Regions from separate parts of the Homo sapiens genome. Here all the other regions are linked to region 3. Evidence: chromatin loops called from intact Hi-C (ENCODE). Cell type or tissue: IMR-90. All regions are shown on one strand. Region 1 has its middle 34 kb from the start of KICS2. Region 2 overlaps SRGAP1 (SLIT-ROBO Rho GTPase activating protein 1). Region 3 has its middle 41 kb from the start of KICS2. Region 4 overlaps SRGAP1 (SLIT-ROBO Rho GTPase activating protein 1).

Region 1 (5,000 bases), 75 kb before region 3:
CTGTTTCCAAGCCACCACGTAGAGAGGCCTTGGAGGATGACATCATAGGCATGGAGAGACCACACAGAAGAGCACCAGCTGCCCTTTCCCAGCAAACTCGTGGGAAACCCAGGTGAGACCTGTAGAAGAACTGCCCATCCAATCCACAGAATTGTGAGATACAATAAAGGGTTGTGTTAAGCCTCTTTTAAGTTTTTAAGTTTTGCATTTTGACAATATAAAACAGTCAATATTTTCATTTATCATTATACAAAATTATGCATTATACCAATGTTTGCATAATTCCAAATTATTATTATTATTATTTTTTGAGACAGGGTCTCGCTTTGTCACTCAGACTGGAGTGCATGGAGTGCATGGAGTGTAGTGGCACGATCTCAGCTCACCACAGCCTTGAATTTCTGGGCTCAAGCAATCCTCCCATCTCAGCCCCCTGAGTAGCTAGGACTACAGGCATGTGCCTCCATGCCCAGATAATATTTACTTTTTTTTTTTTTTTTGTAGAGACAGGGTTTCACCATGTTGCCCAGGCTGGTCTCAAACTCCTAGAATCAAGTGATCTGCCCACCTCAGCTTCCCAAAGTCCTGGGATTTCAAGTGTTAGCTGCTGCACCCGGCCGGTAATTCCAAATTAAATAATGCACCAACATCAGGTCATTCTAAACAATCCAAGTGTTTTTGTCTATATGCTCTTCCAGCTCTTTTTTCCTATATCACTAAAATCATAATATAGATTTTTTTCCTCTTGTCACTTTGAGTGGATTTGATAATATTCCACAGTTTTCTAGTTCCTTAGAAATAGGATTTAGTGAGCTATGATGGCGCCATTGCACTCTATCCTGGCAGACAGACTGAGACCGTCTAACCAACCAACCAAATAACAACAACAAAAAAAATGTGTTTACATACAGCAGGGTCCATGTCATTCTTGTCCCTTCCCGGGGAGAGGCCCTGGGAATCATACAGCACAAACAATAGTTGAGCACACAAGAAAATCAAGCATTGGGCCAGGTGTGGCGGCTCAGGCCTGTAATCCCAGCACTTTGGAAGGTTGAGGCGGGTGGATCACTTGAGGTCAGGAGTTTGACACCAGCCTGGCCAACATGGTGAAACCCCGTCTCTACTAAAAATACAAAAATTAGCCGGGCGTGGCATCGCGTGCTTGTAATCCGAGCTACTCGGGAGGCTGAGACAGGAGAATCACTTGAACCCGGAAGGCGGAGGTTGCAGTGAGCCAAGGTCATGCCACTGCACTCCAGCCTGGGTGACAAAGTGAGACTCTATCTCAAAAAAAAAAAAAAAAAAAAAAAAAAGACAATCAAGCATTAATGGAATATGATGTACACCAACTAGACTGGGATTGTTCCATCCCTCATCCCTTCCTTCTTCCAGCCAGCCCCTAGAAGGGACTGGGGGAAAGTTTTATAAAGCTGGGAAAAGACAAGGTCTTTGGAGGTTTATTGGTTATACATCGTAGAGATTTCCAGGTATGAGTAGACCTTGGGTGGAAGAGGTTTTTCTTTTTTTTCCATTTTATTTTTCCTGGTCTTCTTTTTCTTTTTTGTTGCCTTCTACTTAGAAGGTGATTTTGACTCTGGAGACTCTGGTGACTTTGACTTTGGAATTACTGGCCTGGCACAGTGGCTAACATTTGTAATCCCAGCACTTTGGGAAGCCGAGGCAAGTGGATTGCTTGAATTCAGGAGCTCAAGAGCAGCCTGGGCAACATGGTGATGCCCTGGAGAGCTAAGGACTATAGGTTGAGCAAGAGAAAAGAATGCAAGGTCTTCTTTTTTTTTTTTTTTTTTTTGAGACGGAGTCTCGCATTGTTGCTGGAGCGCAGTGGTGCGATCCCCGCTCACTGCAAGCTCCGCCTCCCGGGTTCACGCCATTCTCCTGCCTCAGCCTCCCGAGTAGCTGGGACTACAGGCGCCAAACAACACGCCCGGCTCATTTTTAGAATGCAAGGTCTTCTTAATATTTGCCCTAAGATTCTGAAAGAGGCAAAGAGGACGTTTAAGTTTCTAGGTGGTCCACTCCTTTGAAGGCCGCAGGATGGGTGTGGGGTTTCAGGACAGAAAGTGTGCCTATAAATAAAGCTGTTAAATTTGGCGGAAGCACGAATCCTCTTCCCTTCTCTTTCCTCTTTCTACTTCTGATGGTGATGGGGACAGAGTAGACTGTGGATATGGGATTTTTCATTTGTTTCACCAACAAGGAGGGTGGGACGGAAGAAGGAGGGTGTAAATCAAGTGATAGAGGGCTACTCTCAATACTGTTTCAAGTAAGATTTATATGGGTTTTGGTGGGTTGTCCTGCAACATCTGCCATTATTTACAACTTTGTTTCTACAGGGAAATTATTCTGTCTTCCACACAGCTGACCTACAAAATGAATTTGGAAAGGATACAAAGGAGTAGTTATTTTACTTCTATTAGCAACTATCACCACCAGAGGGCATAGTTGGATTAGGAAGAGAAAGAAAGGCAAAACTTTGGTCTAACCTATGGAATATTGATTTTTTTTAATTGTGAAAAATTCATATTGAGATGTACCCTCTTAACAAAATTTTAAGTGTATATGATTGTTACCTATATGCACATTGTTGTACAGCATATCTCTAGAAAGGTCTCATCTAGCATGACTGAAATCCTATACCCATCAAACTGCAACTAACTTTCCCCTCTCCAAAAACACCATTTTAGTTTGTATGAGTTTGACTCCTTTAGATGCCTCATGTAAGAAGAATCAGGCAGTGTTGTTGTTGTTTTTGAGATGGGCTTATTTCACTTAGCATAATGTCTTCCAAATTCTTGTTGCAGCATGTGACAGGATTTCCTTCTCTTTTTAACACCTTCATTTATAGGTCAGCTATGTGGAAGACAGAATAATTTCCCCGTAGAAATAAATAATGGCAGATATTGCAGGACAGCTCTGCTGAATAATATTCCATTGTCTGTATATACCACATTTTCTTTATCCATTCATCCACTGACGGACATTCAGATTTTTTCTACCTCTCGGCTATTGTGAATAATACAGCAATGAACATGGGAGTACAAATATCTTTTCAAGATCCTGTTTTGATTCAATTCTTTTGAATAAATACCAGAAGTGGTATTGCTAGATCATACAACACTTCAATTTTTAATTTTTTGGAGAAACTTTCATACTGTTTTCCATATGGCTGCAGCATTTTACATTCCCACCAACAGTGTACACATGTTGAAATTTCTCCATATCCTCAACGCTTATTTTATGTATTTTTGGTAATGGCCATGCTAACAAGTGTGAGGTGATATCTCACTGTAGTTTTGACTTTCATTTCCCTGATGATTAGTGACACTGGGCATCATGTGTGTATGTGTGTGTATGTGTATTTGAGATACAGTCTTGCTTTGTCACCCATGCTGGAGCATGGCCCACTGCAGTCTTGACCTCCTGAGCTCAAGCAATCCACCTCAGCCTCCCGAGTAGCTGGACTACGTGTGTGCCACTACAACCTAATTTTAAAAAAGTTTTTGTTTTGTAGAGACGATGTCTCACTATGTTGCTCAGGCTGGTCTTGAACTTCTGGGCTCAAGCGATCTGCCTGCCTCAGCCTCCCAAGTGTTGGGATTACAGGCATGAACCACCATGACTGGCTCTGGGCATCTTTTTATAAACCTGTTGGCTATTTGTATGTCTACTTTGGAGGAATGTCTATTCAGATCCTTTGCCCATTTTCAAATCAGGTTATTGGTATTTTTGCTATTAAATTCAATGAGTTTCTTACATATTTTGGATATTAACCCCTTATCTGATACATGGTTTGCAAACATTTTCTCTCATTCCATAGGTTGCCTTTTCACTCTGTTGGTTATTTCTTTTGCTGCATGGAAGCTTTTTAGTTTGATGTAGTCTCGTGTCTATTTTTCCTTTTATTACTTATGCTTTCGGTGTTGTATCAGCACTGATTCTTATACTTTAAAAATTCCTTCAGGCTGGGCGTGGTGGCTCATGCCTGTAATCCCAGCACTTTGGGAGGCTGAGGTGGCAGGATCACCTGAGCCCAGGAGTCTGAGACCAGCCTGCGCATCATAGTGAGACCCCACATCTATAAAACAAATAAAAAATAAAAATTTCTGCAAACCTTCAAAATTAAATCATTTTTGCTGTCATGCTTCTATAATACATACTAACATAAATGTACATGTAAGAAAACTTATTGTATTCTTATAAAATCAACAAATTTATAATCTAAAAGTTTATTAAATTAATGCAAATTAATATCAATATGATGCATGATGTTTTCCTGAAAATACATTTCTTTTTGCAAAGTGAATATAGTAAAATGCTACAATACACTCTTGAATTCAGCATCCTTCTGTGATCATGTTCCACTTTTCTCTTTCTGAAACACTACAAGTCTTTATTTACAGGCCATGCATCTTTCTGTGTTTCACTTGGCTTGAACATTTCACTATGGTAAAGTCTACCTCTGTTCTCTCTTTGACCGGAGACAAAGTTCTCCCACTTAGGGACAAACATTGGATCAATGTAAATAATGCAAACACAGGCACTTTAAATCACAAGCATTTTATTGAAATGAAAATAAAACTTTAAATTATCCAATAAACCCCACAGACTTTCTTTTTTTAAAAATTATTATTTATTTAAAAAATATATAGAGACGAGGTCTCACTATGTTGCCCAGGCTGGTCTTGAACTTCTGAGCTCAAGCGATCCACCTGCCTCAGCCTCCTAAAGTGCTGGGATTACAGGTGTGAGCCACCATTCCTAGCCACCTCACAGACTTTCAAGTTGAAATCTAGGCCAGGCATGGTGGCTCACACTTGTAAACCCAGCACTTCGGGAGGCTGAAGTGGGAGGATCGCTTGAGCCAGAAGTTTGAGACCAGCCTGGACAACATGGCAAAACCCAAGAAAACAAAAAAACAGCCAGATATGGTGGCATATGTCTGCAGTCCCAGCTACTTGGGTTGGGCGCTGAGGTGGGAG
Region 2 (5,000 bases), 99 kb after region 3:
GAAAAGACAGGGCTGGAGATAAAGATGTGAGAGTCACCACCATTTAGGTTGTGTTGGGTCCATACGAGCCACGTAAGATCACCCAGTGTGAGGCAGTAGAATGTGCAAAGGGTTGAGGGTAGAGAAACTGTCTGGCTTGTGTTGTATTATGTTGTTATGTTGCATACTTTATGACAGCATTAAGTCTAATTAGGTATGATGCAATATATATTAGTAACAACAATAAAAACAGCAATGATGTCTAATATTTATTAGACACCATTATAAGCACTTTATATTACATATATTAACTCACAATTTTCACAACGACTTTATGAGGTAGCTTCTATTGTTATCCTTATTTTACAGAAAAGACTGAGCATATAGAAAAGTGACTTGCCCAAGGTCACGCTATTAGTATGGGGTGGGTGTGGCACTCAGGTCCAAGTTTGTTTTAATCCCAGTCCTGAGATCCCAGGAACTATAATGTACTAGCTCCCAAGCACTATAATGTACCACCTTTAAAAACGTAAGTCTTTTTTCCTGGCAAATACTTTGAAAGATCCTAGAAGAAAGGTAGGTATTATGGCTTACAATTCTGTCTGCCTCATATGCCTAAAGCCAAATACAAAATACTGAATATTTAAATAAATTTAATAAATTCTATAAATATGTACATTATTAAATTAATATCTATAAATGTAAATTTAATAACATAGGTAATCACTTTCAAGTGATTCAATAATGATGCCAATGAGAATTCCTTAGAAATGAAATGTGTTATAACTTTGAAATTCTGCTATTTTTGTAACAATATCCTAACAAATTATTCCCTAGATTTAGAAAATGATATGTAAAATGCTTAAAATTATTTTGCTCCATCCATCCATAGTTAATAGTATGAGATAAAAAATTAAAAACCTATAAAAGATACATTTTGAATAATGAACCAAGAGCGTGCTTTGCAAGAACTATGATTCACAGTATAACCACACTACCACATCCATCGTTTTTTCAGCTAATAGTCCTGAGTGTGTCTCAACTGATGAATGAGGTTTTATTTTTTAATCAGTATCATCATTAATAGATCAATAACACACAAGCTTAGAAGACTCTTCTTCCCAGAGAAATGTGAAAGCTTCCAGCAGTCTGAGGATTAGATTTCAATCATTTTCTTTGGAAAGCTACTTAATTATTAAAAACAACGGACCACTCCTTCCCCTCGCCACACCCCCCAACATATAAGCCATTTTGAAGGAAAAAAATAACCCAGGCTTAACTTGTTCTTGGTTCAAACATTTTTTTTCAGCTACTCTTAAATTTCACTCGAGAATTATGAAGTGAATTATTTTTCACACCTAAATGCATTTTATCTCCTACATATAGTTAATGGGATAACCAAAATACAGTTTGGTGGCAATTTGATATTTTAAAAAAGGAGATAAAATACTTAAAATGTGTATGGCTCAAATGAGACACAGGCATCCTGGATTTGCTCCCTAATGAATGACTGATGAGAACTCCTGGCATTACTTTCCAGTCCTTTTTCTTCCTTAAGAATACCAACTACTGCAGTGCTTTTCTAAAAAACCATAATTACTCACATTCAGCTTCCCTTTTGAAAGTATACTTGTACTCCTACTCAAAGACAGACAATGGATTGTATGAGGATAATCTATTAAATTCCTTTGTCAGAAACCTTATGCCCAGGGCAAGAAGCAATAAAATATGGAGCTCAGCTCCTAGTATCAGATTTTTTATTTAGCAAAATCGCACTGATATTTGCACCCCCTTAACTCCAAATGCTGCACACAAAGAAGCCAATGTGAACATTAAGGCTCATTACTGAAAAAGAAAAAAAAAATCAGTGCCTCAGTTTTATAGATGTATATCTCATTTACTGTGGTCAATTTAACTTCTATGATTTAAAAACAAATGACATCACAAAAAGATACAATGGTGTTGCTGAGGGATGAAGAAAATGATAATAATGAGTTTGGTCTTAACAACTCATTGCGTGCTTCTTTCTATTTCAGTAGTTTTCAAAGATTTGGAATTCTGAATTTTGACAGTGCCACTTTAAGAGCCCAATCTAGTTGCTTCACAATGTTGTAAATCAAAGAACTTACTGGGCCATTGGCAGCCTACCAAAAAGCGAGCAGTAAGGCAGGCCAAACACATGTCTGTAGTTACAGATTCAGCTGTGTACGAGCAACTGCTAAATCTTCGGGTTAGGCTCTATTTGTTTTACTATGAAGGCAGTTTTTGCAGCGGTGAGTCTAGTATACTTCAGAGAGGTGATTTCTATATAAAAAGTCAGGACTGTCCCCAAACATAACCATTGAATCCTGTATTAGTAACCCTATCACACCAAATCTGGACTCAGATTCCTCCATAAGAGCTCACCATGGGATTACTTCACTATGTGATGGGCGCCATTAACTCTCCTGGTCTCCTTTGATGTAGCCTATTAACATGAAGAGGGCTTGCACAGAAAGCCAGCAGGCTTATAATGGTTGAGTTAAAAGGTGGGGCATGTCTCCCATGCTCAGCTTTTCTCTGGGCAAATTTGTCAGTGTCATATCCAGGCAGTGACCAGCAATTGGTGTGCCACCCAGCCTGCAAAAGGGGCAGGGCTAGGAAGCAGAGATGTCTGCAACCAGTGGGCAGAGGCTAGTGTGCCTGCTGCTGATGGATGAAAGCTATCCAGTTTCTTCTGCAGCATAAATGGAGTCCTGTGAAGGTTTTATACACGTCAGCACAGCTTGTGTCCCTGGTATACCAGAGCCCGTTGAAAAAAATTCCAAGATAAAGAAATCCTGAGCTGGGCACGGTGGCCCATGCCTGTAATCTCAGCACTTTGGGAGGCTAAGGTGGGTGGATCCTGAGGTCAGGAGTTCGAGACCAGCCTGGCCAACATGGTGAGACCCCTGTCTCTACTAAAAATACAAAATTAGCTGGGCGTGGTGGCAAATGCCTGTAATCCCAGCTACTCAGCAGGCAAGGCTGGAGAATCACTTAAACCTGGGAGGTGGAGGTTGCAGTGAGCTTAGATTGCACCACTGCACTCCAGCCTGGGCGATGACAGTGAAACTCCATTTCAAAAAAAAAAAAAAAGAAAATTCTGGCTTGCAGTTCACAAAGTATAATACAGATTTATGCAGTTCAGCAGCTAAAGACGGAATTTGGCATGTGGACTCAATAAATTGGCTAGAATATAGCCCCATCCAATAATGACATGTAGAAGAATATTAACCATTGGGGCTTTCTCTCTAGGAGACACAAGAGAATCCATGTTGAATAGGTACCATAAAAGTTTCAGAATGTGGCCCCAAGCATATTAACACATGTGTCTGCAAGCAGTGCCAAGAATGAATTCCCCCACTACTTCATGCTCTCAAACACAATTTCTAAAGTGGTATCCATCCTCATAGGGTAGGACTTTGTGCCTATAAGCGTTCATCTACACTTAGGATAATTTATGCTTTGGGCCTGGCAACTGACCTTGAGGGCATCACTTGAAATATCAGGCATTTGTGAAAAATTGAAAAAAAAAAAAAAAAAAAAAGACCTTACATGACACTGTGAGGGAAAAAAGAAAAAACAGGACACAATTATAAGAAAACTATTCAAAGATAAAAAGACTTTTTTTTTTTTTTAAAGTTCAAACCTACAGAAGAGTTAAAAGAGCAGTACAGGAAGTATCCTTATCCCCTTCATGTAGATTTTCCGGCTGTTAATGTTTGCCACATTGACTGTACCTTCTTTCTCTCTCCCTCTTTTTTTTTTTAGAACCATTTGAAGGTAAGTTGCAGACATCATGACACTTTAGCAAGCATTTCTTAAGAATAAGAATGTTCTTCTTTATAATCACAATACCATTATCATATCTAGGAAAATTAACACTAATTCAATAATATTATTTAATATACAGTCTGTATTTCAACTTCCCTAATTGTTCTTAAAATGTCTTTCATAACTTTTGCTTTTTGATTCAGTATCTAATTTAATCTAGTGTGTGAAGGTTCATACATTGTATTTGGTTATTTTATTTTTTAATGACACTTTTTAGTAGTTTGCGTTGTTTTTTTTTTTTCCTTCTAGGTGTAATTGGCCTTTTCATCCTAACTGTGTCAGACATGGTTCTTAGGTCATGATAACCTTTCTCCATGTGGTCATTCCCTGAGGATGATGAGTTCTTTGGTGGAAACCAGGAGATAAGGTGATAGAAACTTTATGGTTAAGGAAGGTTCCAGAATTGTGGGAGGCAAGAATTTAGGTCTAAGAGGCGCAATCTCTTTTTTGACCTGAGTTACTCACACAACTCAGTCCTCTCATTTCCCACTCCCTTCCACATTCTCTTTTACTTTTTCTAACTTCTGGCAGGGTCTAGTGTGAATAAAAGATAAAGTTACAGACTATGAAGCACTTAAGACAGGAACTTGGCTTGTATTTATTTTTTTCCTTTTAAATTTCATAAAGACAAAGAGAAACATTAACATTTATACAGTCCCCTTTGCCTGTATTCTCATGCCTCCCCTCAGTTTCCTCATTTGTAAAAACGGAGAAATTATTAGTGCACAGTAAAATATACAACTCAGAACAAAGCCTGGCACAGAGAAAGCCTTTCAAGTGTTAGCTGTTGCTGTTGTTTTGTTACTATTATTAGACATAGCAATCTACTTATACTTTAAGATTGTTTCTCAACTACAGCCAATGCCTGCTGAAAGAAAAAAATCACCCAAACTGGTTTAACTGGTTTCCAGAGTCTAAACAGGCAACAGATGGAACAACAAATACTCGCCCATTAAAACAAACAGGGGTGGGGTTGGAAGGGTGCAGAAGTCTGAGAAGGGAAGGAAGAAGAGACTGGGGGGTCAGCAGGTAGGGGAGGGGCAGTGTTTCCAGACTTTTCTACGATCAGGAGCACCACACTCTGAAGATCCCTCCCTAGGAGCTCGGTATTGACTTTCCAGCCCTCCCTAGATTTCACTACGCTTCCTCAAGGTTAGCACCATGCT
Region 3 (5,000 bases):
CATATTTTTTCCTACTATGTTTTTTAATAACAAGGCCAGTTTTTGTGAATGTAACTATCTAGTCTAGCAAGTATAGTTGTCCTTGGAAAGCTTGAGAAAGTGCTTCTTATAGTATTTATTAAATGTCATTTTTAGTTTGAAAACCAACACAGATCTCCAGGAGCAATAATGTTTTATGTTATTAAAGTTGAGCCCCTATAGTCTTGCTTGATTTTAAAAGGATGGATGAATGACATTGAGGAGAGGAAGATAAGTTTTTTGTCTCTGTCCTCAGGGAATTAACTTCCAAGGAAGGGGGACCACCAGCACCTGAAGAGATATCTAGCTTTAAAAAAAAATCGTATAGATTTATCAAACTTTACAGGTGGGAATTGTAACAATATTGAAAAAATGTCAACTACTTAACAGCTGGTAAGAAAATTCTTAGGGAAAGTATTAAATGTTTAGAGAAAATACTTTGAGGAGATACTTGGAGTAGGATTGGCCTTATTACCTGCAAGGCTTTCATTTTTCCTTCCCTGGAGAAAGAATATGGTTCAGGGGGAAGAGATGGCTGGGTGTGATAGAGAGAGGAGCCAAGAGGCTCAACTCAGCCTAGTAGAATTAAATAGACCCTTAGATGCACTACAGCAAAGCAGGTGGAGAATGCATAGGGGGAGGTCTCTCAGGGTGTCAGTTGTGAGGTTACAATGTAAACCTCTCCTCTCTCCTCTTTGAAACCTTCAATAACTCCTTGAGCGAATTTTTTTTTTTTGAGGGGTCCTGACCGCAAAGGAGGGAGGAGGGACAATTGACATCTAAGGGCACTATATTCTTTCTTCCTCCTTCTGTTCCTTAAGTTATAGGAGGAAAGGATTAGCAACCTCTCCTTTCATTAATCAACAAAAAAGTCTTTAATTGTATTACGTGCTGCGGGCTTGCTGATGCATAAGATGGTGGTTGTGACTTACGTTTATCACCCATATGTATTGATTTTATAGGAAGGTGATATTGGACGGAAAGGCCAAACATGATCAGTCTTCTAAATTTTAATGTGAACGTGAGTGAAAGATAAGGTGCTTTGCTGGATTAAAAAGCAAAAAGGAAAAGAAGGGAAAAGCATATGAATGAGGAGAATTAAGTGCAACTCTCTTTTCCTTTTAGCTCTTAGTTTGTGCCAGTATGATGAGGTGGAAGGTAGATGTGGGGTTAGACAGTTCATAAAGAGGAAAGGAAGAAAAGTAATAAAAACAAAAAACCAGGGAAGGAGGAAGTGAACACAAGAAGAGTGAAGAGAGGCCAGGCATGGCTCATGCCTGTAATCCCAGCACTTTGGAAGGCTGAGGGTGGCAGATCACTTCAGCCCAGGAGTTTGAGACCAGTCTGGACAACACGGTGAGACCCCATCTCTACAAAAAATACAAGAAAAAAAATTTTGCTGGGTGTGGTGGCATGTGCCTGTAAGTTCCAGCTAGTCAGGAGGCTGAGGTGGGAGGATCACCTAAGCCTGGTAGATGGAGGCTGCTATGAGCCAAGATCATGCCACTCCAGCCTGAGTGACAGAGTGAGTACTGTCACACACACACGAAAGAATAGTGAAAAGAGTTACTATGGCATTCGGAAATAAAGAATCTTTGCTGTTCTGGTCAGTGCCATGGGCTTATGAAGTAAGTGTACAAGACCCTTTCATTGTAGTTCAATAAGAGCAACAAAGTCCTCACTTGGGGAACCTGGTCCTTGCTTCCTGCCTCCATGGGGTATGTGAGAACCCATTCAATTCTAACTCTCAGCTATTCAGCCAGAATCCCCGGCACTATGTTTATTAAGCTTACCAGGATAACCACTTTCTACACACAGCCTAGCAAAGAGAATTACTTTTAACGAAACAACAACAACAATAACAATTTTCAATGCTGTTATATCCCTATTCCATTCTGTGGGCACAAACCTCTGCTTATTCATAATCACTTCATATACAACACATTAAAAGCATCTTTTGTCTTAATTATGTGGGGCTAACATTTAGGGAGCATTCACCATAAACTCTGTTAGTCAGTGCTGAAGCTTCCTAGTAACATTGTTGACATTTGGTCTTGCCTTACTTTTTTTTTGGAGCTGGTAGGTTTCTGTTAAAAAAAACTTTTTTTTTTTGACCTCTTGGGGACTGAACTGTCTAGAGAGGCTCTGGATAAAAAAAGCAGCCTAATTGCAAAATCTTTCCTTTGGCAGTGAAAAGATTGGGAATGAGAGTCAGTGAGCACCAGCCAGTAGATGGCAACACTAAAGCAAGACACAGCTTCTTGGCTGTGGCTTCTTTTCCATCCTGGGACAACCCGTGCAGCTCAGCTTCTTTGGACAGTGGGAAGTTGAGCAGTATGATGTTTATAAAAATGACAATTTTTACTGTTTAAGGTTGGGGCATTAATGACTGCTCTTGTAGAGACAGGTATTCAGGCAAGAATTGGTTCAAGAAATGAGTCAGAAACTCTTCTGTCATTTCCAGTGAGTTTTAACCAAGACATTCCAAATGCCTTCCTCATCTGGTGACTGTGCAGTGAGCTTCTCCTGACTCAGAACCATCCACGCATGACTGTAACTGCTGCTGCTGCTTTGTTCCTGAGGCATTTTCTGTTTGTTCTGAGACTCATGCTCCCTCCCCAAATTTTCAGACAAGAGGGCTTACCTTGCTTGGAGTGTTTAGAAGGATGAATGGAGAGTATTAACATTTTTGTGAGGGAAAAGGGAGTTTCGTGCTCCTTGAGTTTGTAATGAAAGTACATACCTCTCCCCAAATGTCCATGAACACAAATAAAATTTTCTTTAATAATTTGGGAGGTTCATGGGACTCCCCATGAGTCCATGGGCCCGCAAGATAAAAATCCCTGTTTGGGAAAAGCTCTTGATGAAGTCCAAATAGGCTATTCAGGAGATACAGTAAGTCTTAAAGGTCAGTACTGTCCCAGGCGGATAAATAACTGCTGGATGTTTTCACCCGGATATCCTGTAGGCAACTCAGCACTTTCCTTTGCCAGACTTGCTCCACTTGGCATCCTTAATTCTTTCTTAGTATGACTCTTGTCCCAGTCGCCTTCTCTTCAGACTTTGGAGTCATGTTTGATTCTTCTGTTTTAGTCACTGCTGAATTTTCACAGCACTCTCATATTCGTCCCATTTTCATAGTCAGTTCTTTCTTCACTTTGGGCTATTAGATAAGCCTGGATTAGAAATCTCATCTCCTGCTTGGTCTCTCACCTTCTGTTTCTTTCTATTCCAGGCCTTCCTTCTTACCTTTGCTAGGGAATTCTTTGAAAACCCTGAGCTGGTTGTGTCTCGTTGGCTCTGCCTCTTGCTCCCTCTTTTTAAAAAGTCCTGATTAAGTAGCTCCCCAGAGTCTGCTGGAAGAAGTCCAGTTCTGACAATCAGGTTCAGCCTTTTCTTTTTTCTCTTCCGGCATTTCCTTGCTTTACCTCAGTTTTACGCAAAATGGAATACTTGGCTGGCCATGTATTTTCTTGCCTTTGCTCCGAGTTTTCTTTGTCTGGAATCCTTCTAGACTAGGGGTTCTTCACATTTTTGGTATGATAAAAGATGAGATTTCATTGGCAGCCTGCAAAGCATACACTTTCTCACAATGTTTTTAATGTATAAAATGATACACGAAATTACAAAGAAACCAATTATATTGAAATACAGTTATAAAAATCTTTAAAAATCTGCTATGTTGTATGCATTCTTCTTTATTAATACATTTAATAACATGATATGGCATTGGTCCTAATAATTATCGTGGCAATTTATGGCCTACATCTGTAATGGAAGGAAATGCTAAATTTCAGTTAGACATTAGGGAAAATAAAGATGTATTTTTTTCCTATCCACATTCACAGACCCCAGGCTAAGGATCTTAAATCTAGATTATTGATTCTCCAATAAAGTATGAATCAGAATCACTGGGATGCTAAACAAAGCATGCTAAGCCTCATTTCTGATTCAGCAGGTCAAGGGTAAGACCCTGGCTTTTGTATTTCTAAGTGTTGCTGATGCTGCAGGACCAGGGATTGCAGTTTGAAAACCTCCAATCTGCCAGGCGCAGTGGCACACACCTGTAATCCCAGCACTTTGGGAGGCTGAGGTGGGCAGAACTCCTGAGGTCAGGAGTTCGAGACCAGCCTGCCCAACATGGTGAAACCACTAAAATGCAACTACTAAAAATACAAAAAATTAGCCGGGTGTGGTGGCAGGTGCCTGTAATCCCAGCTACTCGGGAGGCTGAAGCAGGAGAATCATTTGAACCCAGGAGGCAGAGGTTGCAGAGCCGAGATCACACCACTGCACTCCAGCCTGGGTGACAAGAGCAAGACTCCATCTCAAAAAAAAAAAAAAAAAAAAAAAAAAAGAGAAAGAAAACCTCTGATCTAGGATAGATCATCACCTCTTGCCATCTTTACCTGCCAAAACCCTATGCCTCCTAAAAGACCCAGGGAAAGGCCACCTTTTGTATTAAGTTTTCCCCTATATCCCCTATTGGAAGTAATTTCTTCTCCTTCAAGGACCCTGTCCCAATTGTTCATCCCACTCTCATGGCATTTAACTTTCTGCCTTGTTCGCTGGAGTAAGATGTGTCTATTCTCGACTTGGACTTGAGCCTTCTAAACTATTTGTACTACTGGAAATGCTATGATATTTCAGACCTCCATGAAGGAATAAATGTCTTCTCTCACTCATTAGACTGTGAGCTTTTCTAGGGTATGAAACATGTCTTACAATTTGTGGGAGAGAAGAGGGACTAAGGAAGGGAAGAAGGAAAATTTCAATAGAGAACTCCTCATTAGGGAAATTTATCTAGAAGCACAGAAATTAGTCATGAAAGAGAACACCTCATTTATTCACATAATACCCTTCCTGGGTGCTACGGGCTGAAATGTCCTTTATCCAGATTAAAAAACAACAAAGTAGGTTACACAGTGGACCTTCCAGCAAGTTTTCAAAAGATTTCCATTGGCCCATGGTCATCGCACAGT
Region 4 (5,000 bases), 260 kb after region 3:
CGACAGCACTCAAGGTGCAAACTGGTGGTAACGTAGCTGGCATTAGAGTGATCACGATGGAGATGGAAATAAATGAACACATTCTAGAGATATTTTAGAAGTAAACTGTCAGGTGGTGGTAATGGAGTGGTACTGGTGACAAGCTAGGGGGAGATATTAAAGATGACTACCAGATTTCTGGCTTGTCGAACCAGATGGATGGGCCACCACTCACTGAGATAAGGAAGAAGTTCAAGGGTGGGACAAAAAAGCATTTGTTCAGTTTTGTACATGTTTAATTGAAGGTACTTTTGAAACATCAACAGATGACATGTCAAGTAGGTAGCTACAAATACAATGAATATATATTCTCCATATTAAAAAAACTTTTCATTTTCTCCCCAACCCTACTCTTCTTTTCAAGGTCTTTCCCATTTCGTCAATGGATCTACATTCTCTGTTATTCACTCCCAAACCAGGATATTATCCTTAATTCCTCCCTTTTTCACACCTCCATCCAAACCATTTACAGGTCTCACTCACCAGCCTACCTTCAAACTATGTCCTGAATCTAGCTTCTCACCACCTTCTTCACCAACACTGACAGAAGCCAGAACTATCTCTTGCCTTAACTTCTGCATATCCAACTCATCTCTAGGGTCTCATTCTCATCATCCCCTATAATCCAATCACATAGAAGCCAACATATTTTAAAAACATTAATCAAATCACATTCCTCCCTTCTAATCGCCTTGTCATGTCTTCTCATACTCTCATATCAAGTCTAAAGTACAGTATTTACCATGGCATCCCAGGTTCTAGGAGAACTAGCCTCTCCACTCCTTCCCAACCTTGTATCTCCAGCTCACTTCTCTTTATTCACAAGGACTCTCTTGCTACTCCATGGACATCTCAGGATAATTTCAGCCTGTGTTTTGTTGCCTTGGAACATTCCACCCATCAGTCATTCATGGTTTGGTCGTTCACTTCATTCAGGTTTCTGCTCAAGTCACCTCTTCAGAGGCTATATCTCAATAGTTATCAGGAAATGTCAATGAAGACCACAATGCAATGTTATACCCACCAGACTGGCAAAAATTAAGATGTTTTATAATACCACGTGCTGATAAAAAGTGGGTCTGCTGGAGCTCTTAATCACTTATGAGTGGGAATGTAAACTGGTGATGCTCCTTCGGAAAACAATGCAGTCGTATCATGTGAACTTGAACACTGACATACCCAATAACCATGCAATTCCACTCCCAGCAATAGGCCATGGAGAAACTCCTGTATATGTGTGTTAATAGGAACACATGAAAATGTTCAGCAACATTGTTCAAATAGCAGAAAGCTGGAAACAATCCAAATATCCACCAACAGGGCAATGAATCAATTGATTCTGCATACTCACCCAACAACACATAATTCAGCTTTTAAAATGAATGAACTACAGCTACATGCAACAATGTCAAACAGTTATACTATTTTTACAAATCAAAACAAACAAGCAAAATTAGCTGTATAGTACTTATGAGCATATTTTTAAGGGATAAATAACATTTTTTAAAAAAAGGCAAGAGAAAGAAAAAAATTAGGAAGTAGTTGCTTCAAAAGATAGGCAGGTATATGGGATGGGGCAGAGCACAGATAAGTGCGACAGAATTGGCAGGGCTTTTGTTTGTAGATTAGGTGGTAAGTCATACATATGACACTGTTATCCTTTATAATTTTCAAACATAGTTGTGTGTGTGTGTATGTGTATATATATATATATATATATATGTAATGTTAAGTTAAAACAATTAAAATATTGGCCAGGCACAGTGGCTTACACCTGTAATCCCAGCACTTTGGTAGGCCAAGGCAGGTGGATCATTAATATACAAATATATATTAAATGTTAAGTTAAAACGATTAAAATATTGGCTAGGCATGGTGGCTCACACCTGTAATCACAGCACCTTGGGAGGCCAAGGCAGGTGGATCACTTGAGCCCAGGAGTTCCAGATCAGCCTGGGCAACATGGCGAAACCCTGTCTCTACAAAAAATACAGAAAGTAGCCAGGCATAGTGGTGTGTGCCTGTAGTCCCAGCTTCCAGTCCCAGGAGACTGAGGTGGGAGAATCACTCCAATCCGTGAGGCGGAGGTTGCAGTGAGCTGAGATTACACCACTGCACTCCAGCCTGCACCACAGAGCAAGATCCTGTCTCTAAAAACCAACTAAACAAACAAAAACACAAAAAACACCCCTCCCCAAAAAAACCAAAATACGAAATAACTAACATACCTCTTCTCTGAACTTCATTTGTCTTTATAGCACACGTCACTCCCCAAAGAATATATACATACACACTGACTCACACTCATGCACTCATTTCCTTGTTTATTTTAAGTCTCTCCCATTAGAATGCAAACTCCCTAACTGTGGAGTCTTTGACATTCTTGTTCACCACAGTATTTCCAGGCCTAGAAGAGTACTCGGCATATACAATAAATATTTATGGAATAAATGAATAAATGGATGAACAAATGGCCTAGATAGTGCAAACAAAGCAATAGAGCACTGGCTGGTGCAACGGCTCACGCCTGTAATCCCAGCACTTTAGGAGACCGAGGTAGGCAGATTGCTTGAGCCCAGGGATTCGAGACCAGCTGGGGCAACATGGTAAAACTTCATCTCTACAAAAAATACACAAATTAACTGGGCATGGTGGCACATGACTGTAGTTCCAGCTACTCAGGAGACTGATGTGGGAGGGTCACTTGAGCCTGGGAGGCAGAGGCTGCAGTGAACCATGACTGCACTACTGCACTCCAACCTGGGTGACAGAGTGAGGCTTGTCTTAAAAAAAGAGAGAAAGCAATAGAGCATAAAAGGCTTAGTTCATGAACCCTGAAGTCAGACACTTCCAGGTTCAAATCAAGGCTCTCATTAGTCTTCTTAGCTGGGTGACCTTGAATGAGTTGCTTAACTTCACTGGGTTTCCGTTTTCTCATCTCTAAAACAGGGTAATGGGGGGAGGAGGGGTTGTGATGATTAAAAAAAGAATTTAGCACTTTGTCCAGCACAATATTATTCTTGCACAACGACAGTGTAATTTCCTCATAAAAAGCGGCTTTTTATTGCTCAAGGACATAGCTTTGAGCAATCTGCATTCTTTACGCAGTTTTACTATGACTGATTTTGTCCACACCCAATTTTAAAATGTGAACCAATTGGGCATCCTATAGTTGTTGCTACAGTTTGCTCAGACTAAGGCCATGTGCTAGGGAAATCTTGTAGCCACCAAACTTCCAGTGAGTATGGCACAATATAATCTTGCATTTGTGCTAGCCACTAGCATAGGAAATCAGCAAGACGAGAATAGCAAAAATAACAGCCATTTATTCACGGTTTTCTGTAGGATAAACAACACAGACACATCATCCCATGAACTTCTCACAGCTAGCGTGGGAAATTGGTGTGTACAAGAATTACAGAAAGCAGGGTGGGAAATTGGTGTGTACAAGAATTACAGAAAGCAGGTTCATTATAAACTGTTTTCAAATTTGGGCCTAAGCAGGTTCTGAAATAGAGACCATATTCAAATAGTAATTAGAAATTCTTAAGAGTAGATTTGCACTATCAGCTATAATATATCCTTTTAAAACAAAACAGAAAGCAAGCTCTTTCACATCCTAGATGATGACTTATTTTATAGTAGTAAAACCCAGGGCCTTCGCTGCTGTGAAGCCCATGCAGTCCCTTCCAAAAATTATGGTAGCAAATTCAAAAGGAGCAACTGCGCAGTGCTGTTGACTCACATTGCTCCCAACACACTCACAATAAAAATGAACTTTTCAGTGAACTGACCTATATTTTCCACCCTGGACTCTAGCCAAGACCCAGGCATCCATACCTCTAATGGACCATACTGTCTTAGAGAGCCCTAGGTCTTTCTGGGAGTCTTTTCCAGTTCTGCTCAGGCTCCAGGTCCAAAGGACAGCCCAGGGGTTCCGACGACTCAGGAGAATCCCAGATGAATAATAATTACTCATCATAACAATAATAACGCTTTATACGGTGTTTACTATGTATCAGGCAGTATTTATTATTAGTGTTGTACATATATTTGCTCATTTAATCTGCATAACTGCCATTAAATAGCATATCCCATATGTTATATCCCATGGGGTAGATATAAAGCTTGCAATATGACTAAATCTCACAAGTGAGATTCCTTAAAGTGAACACATGAAATCTATATGCAATCTGACCTTGCTGAGCAAGGTGAGACCACAGCAGAAATCAGCAGCCCATGCCAAATGATCCTTGGTGGTACTGGAAAATGATCTGGCCTCGTGGTTTTGATCAAATGGCACACTCTCCTCTCAGATCCAAACCACAACTTCCCCAAAATTAATCAAGGAGAAATAAATGGATAGAGGGTGGAGCAGAAGAGTACTTAATTTTTGTCACATTTCACACCCTAACTACTTCTCATTAAGTCTACTGGCCTGCATGCGATTCCCAGACCTTTCTTAAATCTCATGACTTTTATATCATCCTAGGCACCTTATGCCCCTTCTCAGCTTTCAGCATAGTCACAACTTCCTCTGGAATTTCTTCCTGATTCAAATGTTCCCCGTCATTTCCCTCCAGCCCCTCTATGCTTAGAACACTCTGCACACATTTCCTACAGTATGTAATTACTGCTTTCAGTTTTAGTTATTTTGTCCATCTCCCCTTTAAACTTTTAGCATCTCAAGACCACGGATGACATTTGTTTTCCCAGCGTCTGGTATAGAGCTGGCTGAGCTGCTGCAGACAAGTAATAAATGTTTACTAACTGAATGAACTAAGGAAATCATGCTCCTCAAAGATGGCACACAGTTTCTCATCACCCACCTAAAGGTGTCTCAAACTGGTGGGGATCTGCCTGATTTGTAATGAAGGAATTATAAAACAACCTTTCAGGCTGGGCATGGTGGCTCATGCCTGTAATCCCAGCACTTTGGGAGGTCAAGGTGGGCAGATCCC

What was found. Hi-C counts contacts between places; a loop is a spot of excess contacts. Peaks named below come from ENCODE experiments on the same cell type or tissue, not always from the same donor. Only the 100,000 strongest peaks of a DNase experiment are listed, where the experiment ranks them.
Region 1: a loop joins it to region 3, with 2.6 times the contacts of the local background. A loop is called at or near these places in 37 of 110 quality-filtered maps.
Region 2: it touches region 3 in a loop (2.7-fold over the local background); 14 of 110 quality-filtered maps call a loop at or near these places.
Region 4: it touches region 3 in a loop (6-fold over the local background); 9 of 110 quality-filtered maps call a loop at or near these places.

The regions. Positions count from the first base shown.
Region 1 is chr12:64,253,815-64,258,814 of GRCh38, reverse strand. No RefSeq gene overlaps it. Among named protein-coding and RNA genes, the nearest start is that of KICS2, 34 kb to the right of the region's middle. In IMR-90, a CTCF peak has its summit at 2,454 (motif pointing right); a DNase peak (open chromatin) is centred at 2,464.
Region 2 is chr12:64,080,549-64,085,548 of GRCh38, reverse strand. The region is part of intron 10 of SRGAP1 (SLIT-ROBO Rho GTPase activating protein 1); the gene reads right to left. Among named protein-coding and RNA genes, the nearest start is that of KICS2, 140 kb to the left of the region's middle. In IMR-90, no CTCF peak of the experiment used is centred here; a DNase peak (open chromatin) is centred at 2,138; H3K27ac peaks cover 1,299 bases.
Region 3 is chr12:64,179,130-64,184,129 of GRCh38, reverse strand. No RefSeq gene overlaps it. Among named protein-coding and RNA genes, the nearest start is that of KICS2, 41 kb to the left of the region's middle. RefSeq lists an enhancer at 1,778-2,977. In IMR-90, a CTCF peak has its summit at 2,239 (motif pointing right); DNase peaks (open chromatin) are centred at 2,519 and 2,979; H3K4me3 peaks cover 177 bases; H3K27ac peaks cover 2,729 bases.
Region 4 is chr12:63,916,261-63,921,260 of GRCh38, reverse strand. The region is part of intron 1 of SRGAP1 (SLIT-ROBO Rho GTPase activating protein 1); the gene reads right to left. Among named protein-coding and RNA genes, the nearest start is that of SRGAP1, 74 kb to the right of the region's middle. RefSeq lists an enhancer at 1,615-2,403. In IMR-90, no CTCF peak of the experiment used is centred here; DNase peaks (open chromatin) are centred at 2,380, 3,120 and 4,580; H3K27ac peaks cover 3,229 bases.